Linked DNA regions of Homo sapiens: region 2 is linked to region 1. The links are chromatin loops, found by intact Hi-C in ENCODE. Cell type or tissue: ascending aorta. All regions are shown on one strand.

Region 1 (8,000 bases):
ACTACACCTGGTCAGACCTTGTTTTTAAATTATGATTCGATGTACATGTCAAAAATTAAATTATTTCATGCATTACGTCCTACTGAATTTGTGTTTCAAATGAAATAATCAATTTTAGGATTCCTACACTTATTTTATAAAAGTGAAAATTAAATCAAATGATCTAACTATTTCCAAGCAAATTTTGGGATGAAAGCTATTCTAGGAAGGCTTGCCCTTGATTCTTGCTACATGTACTTGTTCAGCCACTCAATTAAATTCCTTCTGGCCTCGTCAATGTAGGGCTTGTCTGCAGGTGAGCAATCTTCTCTCTTCCGATGCACGAACCCATGAGTCTGCCCAGAAAATGTTTTAATTTGATATTCAACTTTGCAGTGTTCTTTCAACTTCTGAGTCAGCAAAGATACCTGGTGTGCAAAAGATTTCATGATTTTAACCCTTTAGTGATACTTTCCATTCTCCAAATCTTTAGTGAGCGTTCATAACAGAAATTTAACATCAATGCTTTAAATCAGAAACAAGTTCCACAGTTACACTGAATTCTTTCCCACTAATTTTTTTCTTTTTAGACAGGGTCTCACTCTGTTGCCCAGGTTGGAGTTCAGTGGCGCCATCTCAGCTCACTGCAACCTCTGCCTCCCACATTCAAGTGATTCTCCTGCCTCAGCCTCCGGAGAAGCCGGGATGACAGGCACCCGCCACCATGCCCAGCTAATTTTTGTATTTTTAGTAGAGACAGGGTTTCACCATGTTGACCAGGCTAGTCTCAAACTCCTGACCTCAAGTGATCTGCCTGCCTCTGCCTCCCAATGTGTTGGGATTACAGGCGTGAGCCACGGCGCCCGGCCTCTACTGCTAATTTTATAACTAACACAGTCCTTATGTCTGGCAAAGGAGAGATTTCAGGGAAATGGAAAAATGATACATCTATTATTTGAAATCACTTGCATTAATATATTAGTTACTAATATTATAACAATAATTTCTAAATGACTGCTTTTTTTTCTTAAGAGTCAGGGTCTCACTCTGTCACCCAGGCTGGAGTGCGGTGGCACAATCGTGGCTCACTGCAGCCTCCAACTCCTGTGCTCAGGCAATCTTCCTGCCTCAGGCTCCCAAATAGCTGGGACTACAGATGTGTGCCACCATCCCAGCTAATTTTTTTATATTTTTGTGGAGAAGGGATCTAGCTAGACTGCCTAGCCTGGTCTTAAACTCTCAGCCTCAATCAATCCTCCCACCTCAGCCTTCTGAGTTTCTGGAATTACAGGCATGAGCCACCACGCCCAGCTAAATGACTGCTTTTGAACCATACTTTTCTTCTGCTTTTTCCTTATCAACTGACTTTGTTTAATAAATCCTTGTCTTTAAGGTCACAGACTTTATTGTAATTTGTGGGTTAGCATGGAGGTGGGGCAAGAGGTCCCGTTTCTCCACCAGGTAACCAGGCCATGCTGAGAATACTTCCCTCAGACATTTCCTTAAGCATGTTTTGGGAAGGTTATACTTCCACACTGGAATTATATAAGTGGAATTGAATAAAACCCATCTTTAAAATGTTAATGTTGGAAATATTTGGAGCAACAAATGCATCCTTCAAGACTTCCCACTCCCCGCAGAATGTCAAACCGTGCTATTAAATATATAAATGAGGCCAGGCGTGGTGGCTCACACCCATAATCCCATCACTTTGGGAGGCCAAGGCAGGCAGATCACCTGAAGTCAGGAGTTCAAGACCAGCCTGGTCAACATGGTGAAACCCCGTCTCTACTAAAAATACAAAAATTACCCAGGTGCGGTGGTGGGCGCCTGTAGTCCCAGCTACTCGGGAGGCTGAGGCACAAGAATGGCTTGAACCTGGGAGGTGGAGGTTGCAGTGAGCCGAGATCGCGCCACTGCATTCCAGCCTGGGCGACAGAGCGAGACTCCATCTCAAATAAATAAATACGAAGAGAAAAGATGCCAACTTACGTCCTTGAGTGGAATCACAACATCATTTTCAGCAAAAATGAACAAAGTGGGGTTCTTTAAATTGTAAATGTCTTCAGAATCCTTGACAATGCCTGAAAAACAAGCACAGAGGCATGATGTCTGATCCCCACACTCATGCCACATGATCCCCACACCCATGCCGCATGATCCCCACACTCATGCCACAGAAAACTGCAACATTTGGGTTTGATTTTTCAAAGTAAAATCTCTGCTTTGCGGACTTTATTTTCTTTTTTAGCCATTCCACAGAAGTGGCCCCACTTGTAAGATTAGCGTAAAAGAAGGCCGGGCGCGGTGGCTCACGCCTGTAATCCCAGCACTTCGAGAGGCTGAGGCAGGTGGATGGCTTGGGCTCAGGAGTTTGAGAGCAGCCTGGGTAACATCGCAAAACCCTGTCTCTACAAAAAATACAAACATAAGCCGGGTGTGGTGGTGCATGCCTGTAGTCTCAGCTACTTGCGGGGACTAAGGTGGGCGGATTGCTTGAGCCTGGAAAGTTGAGGCTGCAGTGAGCCGTTTGTGCCACTGCACTCCAGCTTGGGCAACAAAGTGAGACCCCGTCAAAACAAAACAAACAAACAAAAAACCCAAAGCCTGGGCGCAGTGACTCAAGCCTGTAATCCCAGCACTTTGGGAGGTCGAGGAGGGCGGATCATGAGGTCAGGAGTCCGAGACTAGCCTGGCCAACATGGTGAAACCCTGTCTCTACTAAAAATACAAAAATTAGCTAGGTGTGGTGGCACGCGCCTGCAATCTCAGCTACTCGGGAGGCTGAGGCAGGAGAATGGCTTGAACCCGGGAGGTGGAGGTTGCAGTGAGCCAAGATCATGCCATTGCACTCCAGCTCTGGGCAACAGAGCAAGACTCCGTCTCAGAAAAAAAAAAAAAAAGAGGATTATAAGAGTACAAGAGAAATTTATTTAGTCAGATCCTCCTACTGTCTACCTCCCCACTTTATGGACTGGGAATCAGGCCATTAAATAATTGAATGATACCTCGTCCGCTGCTTAGTATGGAAAGATGCGGAGCAGCCTGAGGAATGTCCCGCTGGGATGTACCTTCGTTTACAAAGAGGATCAATGTCAAACCTTCGCTTGAGAAGTTTCTCAGGTCTACACAAGTCCCACGGGTTCTGGCTTGAATGCACTGAGTAGTTTTGTTGGTAAGAGGAGCTGTCTTTTGAGTGGGTATTTAGACTCGCACCAGACCACGAGTGTGGAAGTGTGGAAGTGTGAAACTGCCTGGGCCTAGCAGGTCAGTCTATAAAAATCAGTTTTTGGCCGGGCGAGGTGGCTCACACCTGTAATCCCAGCACTTTGGGAGGCCAAGGCGGGGTGGATCACTTGAGGTCAGGAGTTCGAGACCAGCCTGGCCACCCACGCAAAACCTTGTCTCTACTAAAAATACAAAATTAGCTGGGTGTTGTAGCCCCAGCTACTCAGGAGGCTGAGACAGGAGAATTGCTTGGACCCAGGAGGTGGAGGTTCAGTGAGCCAAGATCGTGCCACTGCACTCCAGCCTGGGTGACAGAACAAGATGCTGTCTCAAAAAATAATAACAATAGTTTTCATCTTTCATCTCAGCATTCATTCGAGATTAATTCTGAAATTAGAAGCATGCTCTGCCTGACCCAGGTTGTCTGAAAACAACCTGTGGGTGTGTCCACTTCTATGCGAAAATAAGTAAGTAAAAGATTTGCAGCAAGTTAACCATTTTAAGATAAGAAGACGTAAATAACATAACTTTTTTCCACTTCCTGCTGGCAGCAGAAGAGCTAAGTAACAGAGAGAGCCTCCTTCACCTGTAACTCCTCTTCAGGAGGCAGGGAGCCACGGGAAAGGTGACCACGCTCCCTTCCCCACTCTAGCAAAGCTACTTCATGTGGATGGGCCTCTTTTGATATCCCTGGGCCTGAGCCCGGCCACGCTCTGCAGCTCACGCACTACACAACAGCGGCCAGAAGGTGGCGCCGGGGAGGCATCCACTCCCGACCGCCTTTTGCTAAATCGCGCAAAAGCATGGTCTGGACAAAGCATCTCTCAGCTCCATTGTTCCCAGAGGCAGCTGGCCACTGCCTTTTGAGTTTATGTCCTTTTGTGTTGTCCTAAGTCAATATTTAAAGGCGTTTTTAACTCTAAAAGTAGTTGAAAATACCACAATGAGGAACCATTAACCCAAGAAGGAATCATTAGTATAACTTTATGATCCACTTCAGATGGTCCCAGGCCTAACGATGGTTCCACTTTCATTTTTTGACTTTACAATGGTGCACAAGCGACACTCATTCAGTAGAAACTGTTCCCCAAGTACCCAGACAACCATTCTGTTTTTCACTTTCAGTACAGAATTCAATAAACTGCATGAGACATTCAAGACTTTATTATAAAATAGGCCTTGCGTTAGATGATTTTGCCCAACTGTAGCCTGATGCAGGTGTTTCGGGTCGGCCAGGTGAGGCTATGATGCTTGGTAGGTGAGGTGGATTAAATGCATTTTCGACTTGAGATATTTTCCATTTATGATGGGTTTATCAAGACTTAGCCCCATTGTAAGTAGAGGAGCATCTGCATTATTTTTAAAGGCTATATTTCCTATGTGTCTTTTTTGTTTTCGTTTATCTATTGGTCTGAATGCTTCTATATCATGAATTTAGCAAGCAGTTTCTATATACAGATATAATGTTATTTCATTGCTGTAGTAACTTTGGTTTGTTTTGGCCAAAAATGTATAAATTGCTATTTCGATTTTAGAGTGTGTTTTCCTTGGCTTTCTTTCCTTTTTTTTTTTTATTTTTTATTTTAAGAGACAAGGTCTCACTCCCTGTCATCCAGGTTGGAGTGCAGTGGTGCATTCACAGCTCACTGCAGCCTCAAACTTCTGGGCTCAAGTGATTCTCCTGCCTCAGCCTCCTGAGAGGCTGGGACCACAGGCATGTGCCAGTACACCCAAGTAATTTTTTTCTTTTTCTTTTGACAGAGTCTCACTCTGTTGCCTGGGTTGGAGTGCAGTGGCACAATCTTGGTTCACAGCAACCTCCACCTCCCGGGTTCAAGCGATTCTCCTGCCTCAGCCTCCTGAATATCTGGGACTACAGGCGCCCACCACCACGCCCAGCTAATTTTTGTATTTTTAGTAGAGACGGGGTTTCACCATATTGGCCAGGCTGGTCTCGAACTATTGACCTCATGAGCCACCCACCTCGGCCTCCCAAAGTGCTGGGATTATAGGCGTGAGCCACCACGCCCAGCCTTAAAATTTTTTATAGAGACAAGGTCTCTCTATGTTGCTTAGGCTGGTCTCGAACTCCTGGGCTCAAGCCATCTGCCCATCTTGGACTCCCAAAGTGCTAGGATTACAGGCGTGAGTCATCGCATCTGGCTGCCTTTGCTTTCTTTCTTAGTGTGTGTGCATGTTTGTGTACAGTTAGAGCAATTTGTATCTTGGAAAAATCAGTCTTTCTTTCTTTCTTTCTCTTTCTTTTTCTTTTTTTTTTTTTTTGAGACAGGGTCTTGCTCTGTCACCCAGGCTGGAGTGCAGCGGCATGATCATGGCTCACTGCAGCCTTGACCTTCTTGGGCTCAAGCGATTTTCCCACCTCAGCCTCCGGAGTAGCTAGGACTACAGGTGCACGTGACCACGCCCAGCTAATTTTTGTATTTTTTGTAGAGACAGGGTTTTGCCATGTTGTCCAGGCTGGTCTCGAACTCCTGAGCTCAAGTGATCTGCCTGCCTAAGCCTCCCAAAGTGTTGGGATTACAGGCATTAGCCACCACCAGAAAAATATTTTCATAGATGTTGCTCATAAAAATCTTGTGTGATATTGATCATCATTACATTAAAAAAACAAAAAAAGCTATCCCCTTCATCCTAGGTGAAGAAATGGAGAATTTAGATTAGGTGGCTTTCCCAAAGTCACACCACTGGGACCCAGACCTCTTGACTCCCGGTGACATCCTCTGGTTAACTGCATGACAAACCTCCACCTCTATTTTCAGATTCTTAAAACCCATTTCCATAAGATGGGCAGTCTTCACATTATTGGGGGTTGTGTTACACTGGATGGGGAGGCTTGTGATTGTTGTCACTCTTCCACCCCTCCCTTCTGCATGGAGTAAAAATGCACAAGGCAGATTTACCATAGACGGACACCCCTGCCCTGAATTCTGAGTATTTCATCATCAAATGATGGACAGCAGTTCCACCCCAGCAGAATCCCACGATGCCAATTTTCTGGGCATGACACTGTTGTTTCAGATACTTCAAGATAGCACTGATCTCTCTAGAACAGAAAGAAAAAATATTCAAGAATCAGGCTTATTTTGTGAACCCCTCAAAGAGCTGTGCTGATGATAACAGGGCTGTATCAGCAACTGTTTTTGAAGTTGCCAAGGTTTCTTCTTTTGGGAGCTCCACCCTTACTACCTCTGGCCCAACTGATGCATCATCCCAGCACATCTTCCTGCCAAGCCCAGCCCTCCTCCAACTGCCTGACAGCTGCAGGCAAGCTGGGCTCTTCCCAAAACATAGGTCCAACTGCCTCACTCCCAGCTGAGAGCTGAGCAGTCTTCCACAGCCTGGGGATGAAGGCCACAGCCCACAGCACGGTTCGTAAGACCCGAGTCCATGATCTGCTCCCTGCAGAGTGCCCCAGTCTTCTCTGTCCCCTGAGTCTCCCAGGAGAAGAGTCTCCTCTCTCCTCTCTCCCATGAGCAGCCATAACTATGGGCAGACGCCCAGACACTCTCTGACTTCACACGTTCACTCTCTCCCCAAAACTCCCCACTCTGCATTGCTCGTCTCCTCCCCCTGCCGCCCAGTGAAGCCAAATTTGGAACGCCATCAGGACTATTTCAGCCATGAGGGGACCAAGAATAGTGGCCCTTGTCTGGCAAATGATTCATGTGCAAACTGATTGTTTGGAACTCAGAATACATTTTCAACTAGAAGCAATGTACCAAAGTGGAGGTGGGCTGCACACGTATGTTTATTGTAGCACGATTGCAAAGATATGCAACCGAAGCGCCCATTGACCAATGAGTGGATAAAGAAAATGTGGCCTATATACACCATAGACTATACTCAGCCATAAGAAAGAACAAAATAATATCTTTTGCAGCAACTTGGATGGAGCTGGAGGTCATTTCTCTAAGGGAAGTAACTCAGGAATGGAAAACCAAATACTGTATGTTCTCACTTATAAGTGGAAGCTAAGCTATGAGTAGATTCACAGAGGCACATAGAGTGATATAATGGACTATGGAGACTCAGAAGGGGGAGGGTGGGAGGGTGTGAGGGCCAAAAAACTATATATTAGGTAAACTGTACACTACTCGGTGACAGATGCACTAAAATCTCTATTTTCATAGATGGTGCTCATAAAAATATTGTTTGATATTGATCATCATCACATAAAGAATGCTATCCCCGCTGGGTGCAGTGGCTCACGCCTATAGTGAGACCCCATCTCTATTTTATTTTAAAATTTTTAATTAATTAATTTCTTTTTTTTTTGAGATGGAGTCTCGCTCTGTCCCCCAGGCTGGAGTGCAGTGGTGCCATCTTGGCTCACTGCAATCTCCGTCTCCCAGGTTCAAGCAATTCTCATGCCTCAGCCTCCCAAGTAGCTGGGACTACAGGCGTGCGTCATGACACCCAGCTAAGTTTTTGGTTTGTTTGTTTGTTTTTTGTATTTTTAGTAGAGGCAGGTTTCACCATGTTGGCCAGGCTGGTCTCAAACTCCTGATCTCAAGTGATCAGCCAGCCTCAGCCTGCCAAAGTGCTGGGATTACGGGTGTGAGCCACCATGCCCGGCCTAAAAATTTTAATTACAAAAAAAATCCCAGCACTTGAGACCAGCCTGGCCAACATGGTGAAACCCCGTCTCTACTAAAAATACAAAAATTAGCCGGGCTGGTGGCAGGCGCCTGTAATCCCAGCTACTCGGGAGGCTGAGGCAGGAGAATTGCTTGAACCTGGGAAGCACAGGTTGCAGTGAGCCGAGATCATGC
Region 2 (8,000 bases), 120 kb after region 1:
TATAGTGTGGTAGAGAGAAATGAACATGTAAACAAGGAATGTTTTGGAGTCTCAGTGACAAAAAGTGTGCATAGGACACAAGAGGGGCACAAAAGAGGGTTTGATTAGGTCTTTCTTAGTGGAATGGAGTTTGTCAGCAGGAGATTTTCCGCGAAGATAACAGAGGTTGAAGTATAAAATGTGTTGGGGATAGGGAAAATTTAGGAGCCCTTAAGGCAGAGAGGTTGAAAAAATTGAGCCCACATGGTGAGAAGAAATGTAGTAGTCATTCACAAACTAATTACCCTTCTTTCTGGTTGGATTTGTGGAAGATTAGGGGACCTGAACAGAGAAATCCTTTTTTTAGACAAAAGATCTTTGGACGGATCATTTAACTTGATGGTTGCGGGGAAGGTTGTGGGCATGAATGAATGGACTTGGGCAGTCTGGTCAGTGTCAGCATGGGGCATAGCTAAGGTGTGTGTAACATGGCTGAAGGAATAGGCAGATAGCTGTCGCCTTAGAGGTGACAGTATGTAACTGTGGGAGGTGACCAGATGGTCAGGTGAGACAGGACAAAGAAAGTCAGGGCACCATAGGGAGTGGAGGGACCAGAGGAGATCAAGCTAGAGTTTTCCAAAGGAGTGGTAGCCAGGCAATAGTGACCTTGTAGGTGTCAAGAAGGCAGATTGGACGTTGAAAGAAACACTGCAGTTGACGTTAACATGATGTTTACAATTAATTTGGCTTTCAAATTTTTCTCCATTTGAAATTTTTAGTGTCATTTGATTTAAATGAAATCTGGTGGTTATGAAAATCTATGTAATTTGTCGTAGATTATTTCTAAAAAGGAAGTGTTTATAAATGAATTTGTTTTTTGTACATGTAACATTTTTGAGTTTTATTAGGCTTAGTTGTATGAGCTATCTAATGAAAAATGAAAGTTACATATTATGTCTAGATTGAAATCCCAAAACAATAGAGGGAAAATTTCAATCTTAGCTGTTTTTACTATTTGGCTCTAGCTAAATAAGTGGAATAGTCCAATTAAACATACATTAAGTATGAATTGAATATGCTTTATTGATGCTTTTTTCCTTTAGGAACATGTCTTCTGGGTGGTATCTTTAAATACACTGTTCATTCTTGTTTTTGGTAAGTTGTGTTTGTGCTTTTTTTTTTTATAGTATTATGGTAGGAATTTAGTTTTGTAGGAGCCTTGTTATAGGTTTATTATTATTTTTTAACATAGAAATAAATACTAAGCAGTATATGAAAATAGTTTCAGATACAAACCCTGTATAGATAGGCCCCAGACAGACAGATACTTTCCTAAGCAGCAGTGACTGCAGTTACCTACCTATCTCTCCCTCTGTTGGGCATTTCTGGGTTTTTTTTTTGTAGAAGCTGGTTTTAGACCGACTTGAAAATATACAGTTTCCCATTTCTGGAATTAGTTTTATGCTGATTGTGTGTGCTCTTCCCTATGGTGGAATATCTTGTTTTCATCTGTCAAAATCCTGACCATTGCCTTCTAGAGATCTTGACTTGGGAGCTGTTACCAGAGCTGAGTGTAGGCTTGTGGGAAGACAGTAAGCCTTCCCCAAATGTGAGCACCCCTTAGAACCAGATTCCAGCACATACAAAATCACTTCCAAGCACTTCTGCGAGGGCAGCTGTGAGGATTCTTTGACAGCACACAATGGTCCCTTCCATTGGGACTAATTAGAGAAAGAAAGGCAAGGTTGAGGAGACACTGTTGACAGAGGTTTTTCTCCTTTCCAGAAGAGGTAAGGAAAACTAAGTTGAGTAAACCAAGGCCTTAGAATTCAGTTTCTGTATCTCTTAGGGGTGAGGACGTAGAGTCTGATGGAATGGGGTTATTGTTAGGTGTCCTATGATTTGTGTCTCAGAGACTTCAGGCAACATATCCCTATATAGGGATAATCTATGAGAAATTCCTTCCTTAGTACATGGGATTTACCCCTCAGCTCTGCTGAAGAGGATGAGTAGAGATTTCCCAAGGCTTCTTCCACCAAATTCCAAGTTATTTGCTCTGTTGAGGACTACATTGTGACGTGTAAAGCAGACGTCTTTAATAAGAAGCCATGTGGTGTAAGGGGCTTTGAATATTTGGACTGAGGATGAGACCAAAAATTGATTTCTGTGTATTATCTGTAAAAGAGGAAGATAAATTTACTTGTATTTTGTTAACAAAGTATTTCGGATACTTCCATTGATTTCTTAATTTTTAGTAGATACTCACAAAGGTGCAGATTTATTAGGATTTTTTGTTCCCTTTACATGTGGGGGTGTCTGTATGTTATCCTGCATTTATTTTTCATTATGTAAAATAATTCATATATAGACTGTGAAACTGTTATGATCTTGACTGCATTTTTTTTTTTTGAGAGAAAAAATGATCTATAGATTTAAGTCTTTACTCTTGCAGAAAAGCTTAATGCTAAATTAATGTTTGGAGAACCAGGTCACATTTAAAACATGAATTATACAAATAAGAACTCTGATTTATAGAAATCAAATCTAAGTAAAGCTTTTTCTAATCCAACCTCCTGAGCTTATATTGCGAAAAGAATTTTCTTAGTAAACTTATGTTTTATTATATAGTTAGAATCTTTTGGAATCTTTTGAAATGAAACAAGTTTTCTTCCATTAGGAACATACTTTTTCTTTTAATCATTGGGATTAAACACCCTCCTGTTTTTTTCTTGCATGGGTTGCTCTGTTGGAAGTTTTCTACAGGCAGTTTTTTGGCTCTTGTGGTCATATGCTTTGCAGAAATATAATTTGACAAAGCTGTGGTCTTCCACTAGAAGGTGACAATCCTGAGAAATTGTCCTTAATTTCAGGATGCCTTTCCATTAGTTTGTGTGTAATGGGATGGAAATTGATTGTTGCAACTGGTATTTAAGGTTAATAATTATTTAATACATCTGCTAATAGAGTTAAAACTTGCCCCTCCCAGGGGCCTAGTTGAGTCATCTTCAGACTGGGATATGAGAGCAAAATAGGCAAAATTCAACATACAGTTTTTTTCCTTACCTTATTAAATTTCTTCTGCTTTATATTACACACAATATGTTAGTAAACTAATACGTATATATAATTTATAAATAAATTTAAATATATTGGAAATACATGTTCAAAAATATTCTTACCCATGAAATAGTCAGAAAGGGTTAGAGGCCAGATCCCTAGTAGGTTCACTCTGACTTCTGTCTTCATGATTGAGTTTCCCACTCCCCTGGTAATCTACTGCGCTGTCGATTTATTTCTACCATAAAGAAAAGATAACTATATTTTATTATTAGGAATGAAGTAAAATTTAGCCAGAAAGACTTGAGGAAAAAGAAGACTATAAAAATTCTCTTGCTATAAAGGTTTTAAAAATACTTTCATACTTAGCTATAATGCCATTATCTCACCTTACAAAATTACTAGAATTTGGTATTTCCTAATAATCCATCATATTCAAACTCTCTGGGTTGTCCCTTACATACCATTTTGCAGTTGGTTTCTTTGAATGAAGACCCAAATAAGGTCCACATATTACTTTTAGTTGTTAAGTTATAAGTTATTAGTCTTTTAATCTAGAGTACTCTTCTCTTTGCTTCCCCCAACTCACCCTATTTGGCCATTGATTTGTTGCTGGGATTAGGTTAACTGTTCTTGCAGCATGTCATGTTTTACATCTGTCCATCTGCTTCCTGGATGTCCTCTGCCTTTATCCTTTGTCTCCCATATTTCTCTTAAACTGGAAGTCAGATCTAAGGGCCTTATTAGATTCAGGTTGAATACATCTGGGACAAATCCATCACTGGTCACACTGTGCCTATTAATAGTATATGTGAGGAGCTGAGATACATGATGTTGGATTATCCACTTTTATCACTGGATTCAGCTGATATCAACCTGGGCCTCTAATCTTAGGTTTTGTTTTTCCCTTTACCATTATAAAATAATCTGTTGGGAGTGATATTTTAAACAGTCATTTTTTATATTTATTGGCTGACTTTTCTGAAAGAAGAAGAAATTCTTATCAATTTGGGACTATTCAGTCAACCCAAACCTGTCTGTCCGGGGCAAGTAGGACAGATGCTCATATTTTTCCCATTAATTTTGGTTTTCAGAATAAGGAATTGGTGTATTAACTATTCACATGGGTGTGCTAACTGCTTCCAAAACATCAAAGTGTTTTCTTTGATGTTGCTTTTTCTCTTTTCGTGATTATTATTTTGGACTTTTCCTTTTTTGAGCATCATAAACTCATGGATTTGTGTATGTTCAGTGTTTTTCCATCAGTTTTGGTCATTATTCTTTTTGATGCTCATATTATCCTCTCTTTGGCCTGTTTTCACAATGGTTTCTGTGTTGATTTGGCATGGCCCTATTAGACCTTAATAGCTTTGTTGTTCTCTAGTTACAGAGAATGTCCTAGGCAGTGTATTTTTAGCCTAGTTCTGGAATCTTTCATTTCTCCAAGAAGCCCTAGTTCCTTTTAGTGGGGAATTGTAGTAGGAGTGTTCATTGTTTTGATGTCGGAGTTTTCATGGAATTTTTTCCCCCTTTTTAGCATTTTGCCCTTACCATATTGGTCATTTCTCCCTTGTTGGTTTGGGATTTGAAGAACACGTGAGTATAATACTTTTACAAAGTTACTTTCATTCATTACTCCCAAATGTGATTATTAATAAAATAGTATTCTAAAGAGTTACATCATTTCTTCATTGGCATTATGCAAGGGAATAGTTAGGCAATACCGTCTCATTCTTTTTTAAAAAAAATAACAGTGGCTCAAGAGATAGTGGTCATGTTGCCAACTAATGAAAATGTGCTCTGAAATCCAGTCAGCTGGGTGGGCCTGAGGCATACCGTGGGAAAGTTTCCCACAGGCTGATTTTCTGTCCATCTCAAGAACCTGTATGTTCTCTTCTTTCCCTTTCCCCAGGTGCCCCCTGCTGAATTTAGAAAAGTAACAATATATCAATCAATTTAAAAAGGGTAGAATATTTTGGAATGACGGGTTGTAGTGTTTTCTAGAGTGCTTTAGTTTTGACATTTTATCAGTATTTTCCAGAGGTAAATAAATTTTGGAAGGATTATTACTTCTCTGTTGGGGCCCTAGAACAATTTAGTCTTTTATGGAAAAGCTGACTATCTGGGATCATATGCTCAGTTTGTATATTTGAGATCTGAGAGATCACGTTCTGAAGTCTTCTCATATTTAGTACACCTCTGATTCTCACTAGTTGAATGCAAGAACTTGAAAGGTTCAGGTAAGTGTTTTGAAAAATTTTGACTTTCCAAACTTTTGCCACTTGCTATCTGAAACTCAGGAATCAAAAAATACCGACAGGCACTGTTACTTTCAAAATTCTTTCTATAAGTTGAGAATGGGACAGATTTGCAGAGCAAGGGAAACTTGAACAGTTACTTCTAGTGGTAGGAAATGAGGTGGCTAGGATATTACCCAGCTGGTGGGTGACTTGGGCAGTGTGTTCCTGCTTTCAGTGGTTAGCCTTTAGCAAATCTGCTTTAGAGTGAGAGTAGAGGGCAGGCTGTTGTATTACAGTGCTCTTGTTTTTGTAAAATTTAATTCACTCTACTGTTATTTTGTCTCCTTGGGTAAAGTGTTATTTAATTTTTCTTCATTTTTTAGTAATATATAACAGTCAGTGAGAGAATTTGGTTTTCAGAGATGTCATCCAAAGCAGATTTTACAGTTGTTTCCTGGTTATAAATTGTCTCAACAATTCTCTTTTAGTCATTTAGATTGTTTAATATGGGAAAACCGGGGTGTAGAACATGTTGTAAAATTAAATTTTATTTACTTTTTTCTTATTTCCAGGTCCAAGCATCTCATTTTGAAGGCCTAATCACAACCATAGTTGGGTATATACTTTTAGCAATAACACTGATAATTTGTCATGTATCCTTTAATGAACCAACTTGGGTGTACACTAATATTATTCATACCAAAGAACTCTTCATTAATGGCGAAACTTGTCTATCCTTGTCCTCTTAGTAAAAGTTGTAGGTATTTGCAGTAAGGGTCAGTGTGGACAAAATGTGAAATAAATTAATTCTGTCAAAAAATACTAAATGTTGGCTAAGTAGTTACCTGTTTCATTGTACCTTTAAATACTCAGTTTTTCCTTGACCTGATGCTGTAGGGCTTGGCAACTCTTGTGAAATTTCATAGATCTCGTCGCTTACTGGGAGTCTGCTATATTGTTGTTAAGGTAATTCCTGTTATAACTTAAAATTGGAAATGATTTCTCCTACATTTGGGTGATACTGATGACCTTTATTTTCACTTAAGGTCTCTTTGTTAGTGGTGGTAGAAATTGGAGTATTCCCTCTCATTTGTGGTTGGTGGCTGGATATCTGTTCCTTGGTAAGTTGAGTATTCATTATTGTATAATAGCATAATTTAAGGGCTTCAAAAGAGGAAGTCTTCAGCATGTATTCTTTTTAAAGGAAAGCAAATATTTGATAATTTGCTTATTCTTTTGGCATGTGTATCAGTATAGGATCTTAATGTTAATTTTTCTTGAGTACCTGAGTTTTTGAGGCTTTGTGCAAATTTTTGATGTCAGGATAGTTTGGGTGGAATCTTTCTAATAGTGGAGGATTTTATTGCCCATTTTGCTGTCGTAAATTTGTGTAGATAATGCCAAGACATTATATACATAGAGAATAATTTGATAAGGAAACTGTCTTTGTAGTAATAAATTTAACCCTAATCATTTGATTTAACTAATATGCTCAGTCTTGATTATACTCTTTAATTGCTGTTAGTGATAATCAGTTTTTGATTGTTTCAAAAATATTTTATGTGTAGAAAAGCTGCCTTTGGTTCTGAGATAACATTTACCCTCCCATACCTTACTTTTAAAACTTCTCAAGAATGCAGACCTATAACCAAGAAAATTTTTTACATTCATCAAAAATAGTTCTTTAATAGAATCAGTATTAATAAAGCTTTTACTAATTGGTTTATCATTCTTTATATTTGAAGCAGTAGCCAATCTTGTATATAGTTCTGTGACACCGTGGAATGACATTAAGTGAACTGCAGTTCTAGGAATTGTTCCTTGCATGCATATTGATTATTTATTTCCTAGAAGATGAAAATGTTAACTTGGCAAATGTAGGGGGCACAGATTTCTCTTACCTGTCCTCTTTTGTCTCAGGAAATGTTTGATGCTACTCTGAAAGATCGAGAACTGAGCTTTCAGTCGGCTCCAGGTACTACCATGTTTCTGCATTGGCTAGTGGGAATGGTATATGTCTTCTACTTTGCCTCCTTCATTCTACTACTGAGAGAGGTAAGTCCACAGGGAAATGCTGATGCTGTACATTTATAAAAAGGACTTTTGCTTTCACCACCAGTCATGTCTCAAAGGCTATGATGATTTCCTACCTAAATCATATTCTCTACTATTTTATTCTAAGAGGGAATAACTTATAGGGGACTTTGACTTAATTACTTTAAACTGTTTCAGTTGTTTGTCTCCATAATTGGCAAGTTTTAATATTTCTGTCTGAGTTTGAAAGACGATTCAACTGAGGAAAAAGATAAGAGTACTCATTTTGTCACACTTCGTATATACTTTAGCCATCCTCTAATACAGACTCTTGGAATTTTGTATGATGTGAGTGTGTCTCAGACTTCAAGGAACTGTACTGCTGGAAATAACCAAAAGGATATGGTTTTGCAGGATCAGACATGTAAAATCATTTTGATTTAGGCGCCTTAAGTATAGAATTACAATGAGGGTCCTTTATGATTCCAGTTCACTGGCCTGATGGATTACCTTTATTTATTTATTTATTTATTTATTTATTTATTTATTTATTTATTTACTTATTTACTTTTTGATACTGAGTCTTGCTCTGTTGCCCAGGCTGGAATGTAGTGCCATGATCTTGGAACCTCCACCTCCCAAGTTCAAGTGATTCTCCTGCTTGAACCTCCCAAGTAGCTGGGACTGCAG

What was found. A loop is a pair of places that touch in the nucleus more often than their neighbours do. Peaks named below come from ENCODE experiments on the same cell type or tissue, not always from the same donor. Only the 100,000 strongest peaks of a DNase experiment are listed, where the experiment ranks them.
Region 2: a loop joins it to region 1, with 2.7 times the contacts of the local background. A loop is called at or near these places in 19 of 110 quality-filtered maps.

What each region holds. Positions count from the first base shown.
Region 1 is chr5:10,280,226-10,288,225 of GRCh38, forward strand. CMBL (carboxymethylenebutenolidase homolog) reads right to left here. Exons shown (of 6, transcript NM_138809.4): 4 at 6,129-6,271; 5 at 1,972-2,063; 6 at 1-407. The coding sequence ends at 228. Among named protein-coding and RNA genes, the nearest start is that of CMBL, 24 kb to the right of the region's middle. RefSeq lists a silencer at 3,903-3,972 and an enhancer at 4,073-4,202. In ascending aorta, a CTCF peak has its summit at 3,955 (motif pointing right); a DNase peak (open chromatin) is centred at 3,956.
Region 2 is chr5:10,396,211-10,404,210 of GRCh38, forward strand. It overlaps MARCHF6 (membrane associated ring-CH-type finger 6), which reads left to right. Exons shown (of 26, transcript NM_005885.4): 10 at 1,083-1,134; 11 at 4,574-4,632; 12 at 5,849-5,929; 13 at 6,174-6,242; 14 at 6,323-6,397; 15 at 7,197-7,331. MIR10397 (microRNA 10397) reads left to right here and starts at 6,154; the gene lies at 6,154-6,221. RefSeq lists an enhancer at 4,807-4,856. In ascending aorta, no CTCF peak of the experiment used is centred here; a DNase peak (open chromatin) is centred at 4,874; H3K27ac peaks cover 2,245 bases.